Linked DNA regions of Homo sapiens: region 2 is linked to region 1. The links are chromatin contacts, found by Hi-C in ENCODE. All regions are on one chromosome and are shown on one strand. The core of a region is the stretch at or near the end of the contact, and the rest is flanking DNA. Distances in the headings are between cores, read along the strand shown.

Region 1 (3,634 bases), core at 44-2,543:
CAGTTTTCTAAGCATACCATTTACACTCCCATTAGTCGTGTCTGGGAATTCCAGTTACTTTACATCCTTGCCAACACTTGATATATTGTCAGCCCTTTCCATTTGATCCATTCTGGTGGGGTGCAGTGTTATCTGTGGTTTTAATTTGCATTTCCCTAATGACTAAAGAGATTGAACTGTTTTTCACGTGCTCACTGACCATTCGTTTGTATAGCTTCTTCAGCGAAATATTAAAGGGACTTTCAGCCATCTTGTTTGTATCACAATATTCCAAACATGTTTTTCCACCACAGCTTCACCCATGATCTCAGCTGCCCTTTTTTACTCGCCATCCTTGAGAACACCCTGGACTGCCAAAATGGCACACCTTTGAGATGCAGTTCCATTTGCCTCTTCACCCTTCCAACTCAGAGGTCACCTTTTTTTTTTTTTTTTTTTTTTTTTGAGACGGAGTCTCGCTCTGTCGCCCAGGCTGGAGTGCAGTGGCGGGATCTCGGCTCACTGCAAGCTCCGCCTCCCGGGTTCACGCCATTCTCCTGCCTCAGCCTCCCAAGTAGCTGGGACTACAGGCGCCCGCCACTACACCCGGCTAATTTTTTGTATTTTTAGTAGAGACGGGGTTTCACCGTTTTAGCCGGGATGGTCTCGATCTCCTGACCTCGTGATCCGCCCGCCTCGGCCTCCCAAAGTGCTGGGATTACAGGCGTGAGCCACCGTGCCCAGCCGAGGTCACCTTTTATGCTGGTTAAGCCTCTAGCCCTGCCCTATCTCTGCAGAATTTAGGTTTCCCTCTGCCATGCTTCTGTAGTGCTGAGTCTACATCTCCGTGGCCACACTTGCCATGCTGTGTGCAAGCTTCTGTGCGTCTCACTCTTTGCATTCACCGTGCTTATGCCATCATCTGCCATGGAGTCTAAGCCCAATATTGCTGGATTAATTTATTACCCATTTCATCCTCCCAGCCACTCTGTGCAAAAAGATGTGTTAGCCTTAAATCAGGGACAAAGGCATAGACCCAAGGGGTCAAGTGACTTGTCCAGTGTGACACAACATATTTGTTATACAGCCAGGCACTACTTACTATAAAGTTTTGACTCTTTGACATTACAGTTTTCCAAACAAGTATGTTTTAGGTACAGTGTTCTTTGACCTAGCTTGCTACAGGTACCCATGTACATGTACAGAAATATTTTTCAAGGGATATGCAGGCACAGGATGGTTTTAAGGGAATCCACTTCCAGACCCTCAACTTACATACACAGTCACCTAAAACTGACTAGCCTTAGAAGGTGCCAAGCCATGGAAGACATGAAGCTGGTTGGGCCGTCCCATCTCCTCTCTCATGATGGCCATTCTCCCAATTCATACAGAAAGGCAGACTTTGCACCTGTCATCTTCCTGAGGTGCACTGCTGCAAGATGGAAAACTTCCAGGCTATGTAACAAAGAGACAATGAGAAATATTGATGGTATTAAGAAGTCAATGACTTTAACGACTGAAATGTTGCTACTCAGGGGTTTCCACTTCTTAGCTTTCACAGAAATCAAAGGAGACCTAATCAAGATGTTAATAAATGATTTAAAATATTTTTAACTTACGAGAGACCATATCTGGACTTTGTCCATGTAACTCAGAAGACTTCAAAGAGTTAAGATATATCATGACAAATCTCCTTGCGTTTTCAAGTATTTATTTTTGTGAACAAAGTTTTTCCGGGTTTGCATAAAAATCCTCCAAGACAGGAAAACAAGCGATGCTGGGCCATACCTCACTCTAGCAAAAAGTGATAGTCATTCAGGGGTAAATTAACAAACTAAAAAAAAAGCCCTATACATTTCATTAAAAAAACCATTTCTGTCCGGGTGCGATGGCTCACGCCTGTAATCCCAGCACTTTGGGAGTCTGAGGCGGGCAGATTGCTTGAGCCCAGGAGTTCAAGTCCAGCCTGGGCAACATAGTGAGACCACTATCTCTGAAAAAAAAAAAGAAAAGAAAAGAAAAAGAAATACACTTCCAGATAAAACTTTGCTTTTTATATGTAATAATTTATAAAAATGGTAACATATTGTTTTCATCATTTGTGTACTCATAATAGTTGTGTTAACTCAGTTCAGAAAAAAATCATAGCAATTAGATTCTTATGGCTTAATACTCTTAAATGTAGAGTCAATTATCATTATTTGTGGTAGTTATGTTCTAGAAAGTTACCTTGATCATTGAATTACTGACAAATGCAACACTGCTCTGAGGAGAAATATAGCGTTAGGATCCACGAAGACTCTGGCCAGAACATTTTGCCAACCAATCAATACATAACCTTGTTTTATGTGTATTTTTGTTTGAAGATAGCTTATTTAATATAAATTTCTTACAAGTACTCATATGCAGTATTTCTTTATAATAAACACTGTGTTTCAGTTACAGCATTATGTACTCCTATGACTGTACTAGTTTAATTCTCAGTCATAAGTACACACATGCACACAATACACATACATATACAGTACTCACATAACACGGAATACTGTGAACATGCTTTATACTGTATAGCACAGTAATAACAAATACATAAAGTCCTGAAAAAAGCATTAAGTGAAGATTAAGCATTTAAAGTTTTATACACATTAACTAAAGTCTTACTGTAATGGAGCTGCAGGATGTGTGATGGTCAGTGAGTGCACTGTGGTTTACCCTATCAACCTTAGCTTGCCCCATGAAAATCAAAAGAGGCTGGTGGAACTCACCCTGCACAAGAGGAAGATGTCAGTAAGAGCAGCACATTGTGATCTGGCAGAGCTACCTTAGGAGTTTGTCTTTTGCAACTTGTTGATGGTGTTGGCAACTGTCTCTCAAACTGGCTAGAAAAATTGGTTCAGCCTTGTCTGCCTGGCTTTTTGCCTCAAATCTTTAAGCATCTCAGAATAAGGGATAAATGCAGTGGAAGTGAGGTGCTTAAATGTGAGGCCACGTTCAAGTACAGGGTCACATTCTTCCATGTCATTGAAAATGTTTTCCAAGGCAGAATTCTATTCTGATATTTTGGCTGCTGTGAGAAGGACAATTCTTGGAGTCTTAGGGTGACTTTCATCCCTGACTATGCTCCCATGTTTTGCCATCTCATCCAGGTTTTTGTTTGTGGGTTCTACTGCCTTCTCTGACAAAATTTCCTCCACATCTTCTTCCTTCATGTCATTGAAACCTTCTCCACTTATTTGCCTTGCAATATGCATTGTTTTTTTACATTGTTTTTTATATTTTCTGAAACACCTTCAAAGCCTTGAAAAGTTTTCACAGAGTCTGGCCAAATGTTTTCCCAGCAGTTATTGATAGTAGCCTGCTTGATGCTGTCCCACGCTGTGCCAACATAATCAATAATGCTGCGTATAGTGAGTGATTTCCAGTAGTCTGTCATGGTGGCTTCCTTGTTGGCGTCAAGAGCCTCACAAGCTTTACAATAAAGTTCCCTCGTGTAGTGTGCCTTGAAAGTTTGTATTATGCCCTGAGGGGCTGGACGAGAGATGTAGTATTGGGGGCATGAAAAGAACTTCTTTGTTGGGGTGAGCATTTTCAAGTTCATCGTGCAATGAACTGGGGCATTATCCAAAATTAATAAGACCCAGAAAGCAAGGTTTTT
Region 2 (3,921 bases), core at 1,422-3,921, 2.1 Mb after region 1:
ATAAACCTTCAGACTGGTGATGCCAAGTTAACAGGTAAACATGGACCAGATGATGTGCTAAAGCATTTGGAACTTTCCCTGGAGGAAACAGAGAGTCAATGAAGTTTTAGTAACAGAGGCAGATGCTCAACTCTTCTTCAATAAAATACCAGAACTATCATTTACTAAGTAAATGCATTTACTGTGAATTCATGGTCTTTTTAATTCTCACAACTTATGTGAAGCCTGTTTAGAGATGGAGAGTCACAGAAGTTAGATAACTTGTCATGGTCCCAGAATTAGTAAAAATGCCAGGATTTGGGCTGAAGTCTTATTGTCTTTAAAGTCTATGGTCTCTTTGCTGTGTCTCACTTGGAAAGGGCAAAGTAAAGGAAACCATCAACCAGTACCTGCAGCAGGGCGTCCTGGCTGGGGAGCATGTGGCAACAGATAAAGAAGGGATGGATCTGAGAGACTTCGGAGATACATCCAATTAGGTAAAGGACTATTTGCTGAGACTAAAGGAGGAGTCAATGATTTCCCCCAACTTCCTAGCTTTGATGAATGTGCAAATGATGGTTTTATTCCCAAAGAGATACAGTGACATTGGCACTTATGTTCCTATACAACAAATCAAACATGTGTTACCATGTATAACCGGTTGCCATTCTGTATCGAAGAGGCACCTATTTTCTTAAAATATTCAAGAATCTGTTAATACATAAAACTTAGGTAACATGCCAGTTCAACCAGAAATATTTTTATCCATCAGAATTAGGAGGAAGCGGACTTTTTGCTGTCTCACCCCAGTGGCTACACTGCCCTTTGCGGAGATGTAGGCATGCACATCTCCATAGAAGTCCATCCTGGGCCCAGCCCCTGTCTACTCTCTCTACTTGTTCCCTGGGTCACCCCTTCCCTTCTCAGTCTTTCCCATCATGTGACTACGAAGGAGTCTCAGGTTTGTATCTTTAACCCAAATCTGTCTGTTTAAACTTCAGTTTACACACATAGAGTAGAAGCTCGCTTATCAGTCTCACTTTAACTGACTTGAATTGGAAAAATGACTCTCTCCAATCCCTCCCTGAAATACACGAGCTGATGCCCAAGGTATGATGACGACTTTCAGCAAGTAGGCTTCACTCTAATACATCGCAAGCTTTTGCCAGCTAAGTTGTATGTGTTCTCATATCCAGATGTGTTTGTTCTCAAATCTATTTTTGCTACCCGAACCTGTTATGGTAGTTATGTACTTTTAAGCTCATCAATGAAATATGAATGCAAAAGGAAACAGTTGTTTCTCTATAAGCTAAGTTGTATGTTTTTAAAAGGCTCACTTGAGTTTGTTAAAAAAATAATTAGGTATGGGGGAAAAATTGTAAAAGATTAAGAAAATTCTAAAGATAATCGTATCAAATTGGTTCTTAAATGCCTATATCCTTGTTTAACTTTAAATAAACTGATATTGGAAAATGTTAAGTCTGCTAAGATTAGGCCAAAACAGACACAGCCTAAAGAAAAGGCCCTGGGCTTACATCAAAAGATTGGCAAGTATAGAACTTGAGGTAAGTGGTGTAAAAAAAAAATTGGCAAGTGAATGTATACTTTCATGTTTTAAGTTAAAAACATACATCCATTTCTTCGTGATTCCTGTTTTAACCAGTTTTCTCAATTAACCAAGCAACTGCTGGGCCCAATCATGTCAGACTTTTCAGCTATCAAGTACGTATCTTTACCCAGTTGTCAACAGACACCTCAAACTCAACATGCCCAAAACTTTATTTCTCCCTCCAAATCCACTCTATTCATCTTTTTCCCAGATTACAAGCCTGGGAATCATTCTTAACTCCTCCGTGTCCCTCAGCCCACCCATTCTTATTCACCACGTCTTGGTAATGTTTCCTTCAAATATTTTAAAAATCCATTCCCTATATTTCCTATCCCTGTTACCACAGTGCTGGTTCTGAAGACAGGCATAGTTTAGTGGAAAGAATATGCGTTGAATCTTTACAAGTGTCCATCTTTTAACTGTGCTTCTGCTACTTACAAGCTGTTGAACAACATCTGTCAGACGCATGTACCGAGCGATATGAAGTGTGCATTGTGCTCGGAGAGTGAAGGGCGTTAAACGACAGCGAGGACGAGGGGCACGAGCCCGGCCTGCAGCACGGCCACAGCCTCGCGCTTACTCCTCCATCGCCTCCTGGAGTCCCCGAATTCATCCCGCATCCTGCTGGGAAACAGCGTCCATCCGACACAGCACCGCCCACAGCGGGCCCTCGGCGTGGCCCGCAGGCCCTTCGGACCGCCTGGGAGCGCGGCCACACGTGCCAGCAAGTGAGGGCAGCGACCTGGGACCGCCGCGTCTACTTACACCGCGACGACTCCGCGATCCACGGACACCGCCCGGCCCCCACGGCGGCCCTGCAGGGGAGAACTCGGGCCGCCTTCCCGAGTCCCGGCCGCCGCTGTTCGGCTCGCGCGGCTGCCCGCCGGGGACCCGAACGGAAGAAGGGTGGCGAGGCGGGAAAGGAAAAGGCCTGAGGGTCCAAGGCAGGAGGGGACACACGGAACACGCCGAGGGCCAACCACGCCGCCGCGCGCTCCCCGGCTAGGACCCACCTGCTGCAGGTACTGGTTAATGGTAATGTGCGCCATGGGAGCGCCGCCGAACGGAGAGCGCCACCCCCTACGCCTCAAGCGGGCCAGCTGGCGTCACTTCCGGCCCTCGGTCCGTCTGGGTCCTGGCGCCCCCGGCCCCGCCGCGGGTGCGCAGGTTGGTTCCGGAGGGAGAACCTGGGGACCGGCTCGGCGACGCGCTCGGGCTGAGGGGGCCCGGGGTCTTTCTGCCGGGGCCCCGTCCTCTCAGCCGGGACGCCAGCGGCTCTGATTGTGTGTTCGGGCCCGCCCGGGCTGAGGGGTTTGGGGTCCAGTGGCGAGGACAGCCCCACGGCTAAACTGCCTTTCACTGCGCTGACCCTTCGTCTGCCCCTTGTGAAAACCAGGCCGCGGAGGACCCTCCGCGCCTGGCTGGGCCAGGGCCTCGGGGCGCGCGCGCCCGAGGAGGGGGAGGGGGAGGGACATGGCGCGCGCTCCCGAGCTCTCATAAGGTGCCTCCGCCGCGCGCTCCCGAGCCTGCAGGAGTTAGGGCACGTCCCGGCGCGCACCCCTGAGCCCTCGAGGTGGTCTCACGCCCGGGGTGGGGGTGCCGAGCCCTCAGGAGGCGCGCGCCCCGGGGCCCTCAGGAGGGTGTCCCGGCTCCCGATCCCCTCAGGAGGGGTGCCCGCGGCACGCATCCCCGAGCCAGGAGGGGGTGCCCGGAGCCCTGGGGGCAGGGTCTCGGTGCGCCCCCCGGAGCCGGGGGTGAGGGTCCCGATCCCTCAGGACGGGAGTCCCGGCGCGCGCCCTCGAGCCAGGAGGGGGTGTCCGAATCTCTTAGGGGGAGTCCGATCCCTCAGGAGGGATTCCCGGCGCGCGTTCCTAAGCCCTCAGGAGTAGCCGGGCGCGGCGGCGGTTGGGCTCGGGCACGCGGGCGGGGCGGGGCGGGGCGCGCGAGGAGGACGGGGCGGAGGCCGCGCGGACCGGGGCGGGCGGAGCGGAGCTCGGCGGGCGGCGGCGCTCGGGGCGGGGCGCGGCGGTTCCGGCCCAGCCATGGCGGACGAGGCCCCGCGGAAGGGCAGCTTCTCGGCGCTCGTGGGCCGCACCAACGGCCTCACCAAGCCCGCGGCCCTGGCCGCCGCGCCCGCCAAGCCGGGGGGCGCGGGCGGCTCCAAGAAGCTGGTCATCAAGAACTTCCGAGGTGGGTGCGGCGGCCGGGTCGAGGGCCAGGCGCCCCGGGCGGGGACCCCACGAGACCCCGCCCGACTTGGGGGGAAGGCCCCGAGATCCGTGCGGGCCCCGGGAGCGGGGGCGCCGGGGCGCCGGCCGGGTCGGGGGTGGCTA

What was found. Hi-C counts contacts between places; a loop is a spot of excess contacts on that map. Pooled maps may share reads with other maps.
Region 2: a map with no recorded cell type shows a loop between it and region 1 (12-fold over the local background). The contact joins the promoter of PCID2 here to the promoter of ARHGEF7-AS1 in region 1. A Hi-C loop is called at or near these places in 2 of 37 single-sample maps with no recorded cell type and 7 of 50 pooled maps.

What each region holds. Positions count from the first base shown.
Region 1 is chr13:111,147,272-111,150,905 of GRCh38, forward strand. ARHGEF7-AS1 (ARHGEF7 antisense RNA 1) reads right to left here and starts at 1,294. Exons shown (of 3, transcript NR_046516.1): 1 at 1,255-1,294. The region is part of intron 1 of ARHGEF7 (Rho guanine nucleotide exchange factor 7); the gene reads left to right. It overlaps LOC101060553 (a long non-coding RNA gene), which reads right to left. Exons shown (of 2, transcript NR_120398.1): 1 at 2,745-3,634; 2 at 926-1,434.
Region 2 is chr13:113,205,998-113,209,918 of GRCh38, forward strand. It overlaps PCID2 (PCI domain containing 2), which reads right to left and starts at 2,672. Exons shown (of 14, transcript NM_001127202.4): 1 at 2,602-2,672. The coding sequence starts at 2,637. It overlaps CUL4A (cullin 4A), which reads left to right and starts at 3,616. Exons shown (of 20, transcript NM_001008895.4): 1 at 3,616-3,778. The coding sequence starts at 3,631. RefSeq lists enhancers at 1,727-2,377, 2,378-3,027 and silencers at 2,562-2,851, 3,112-3,381, 3,482-3,811, 3,872-3,921.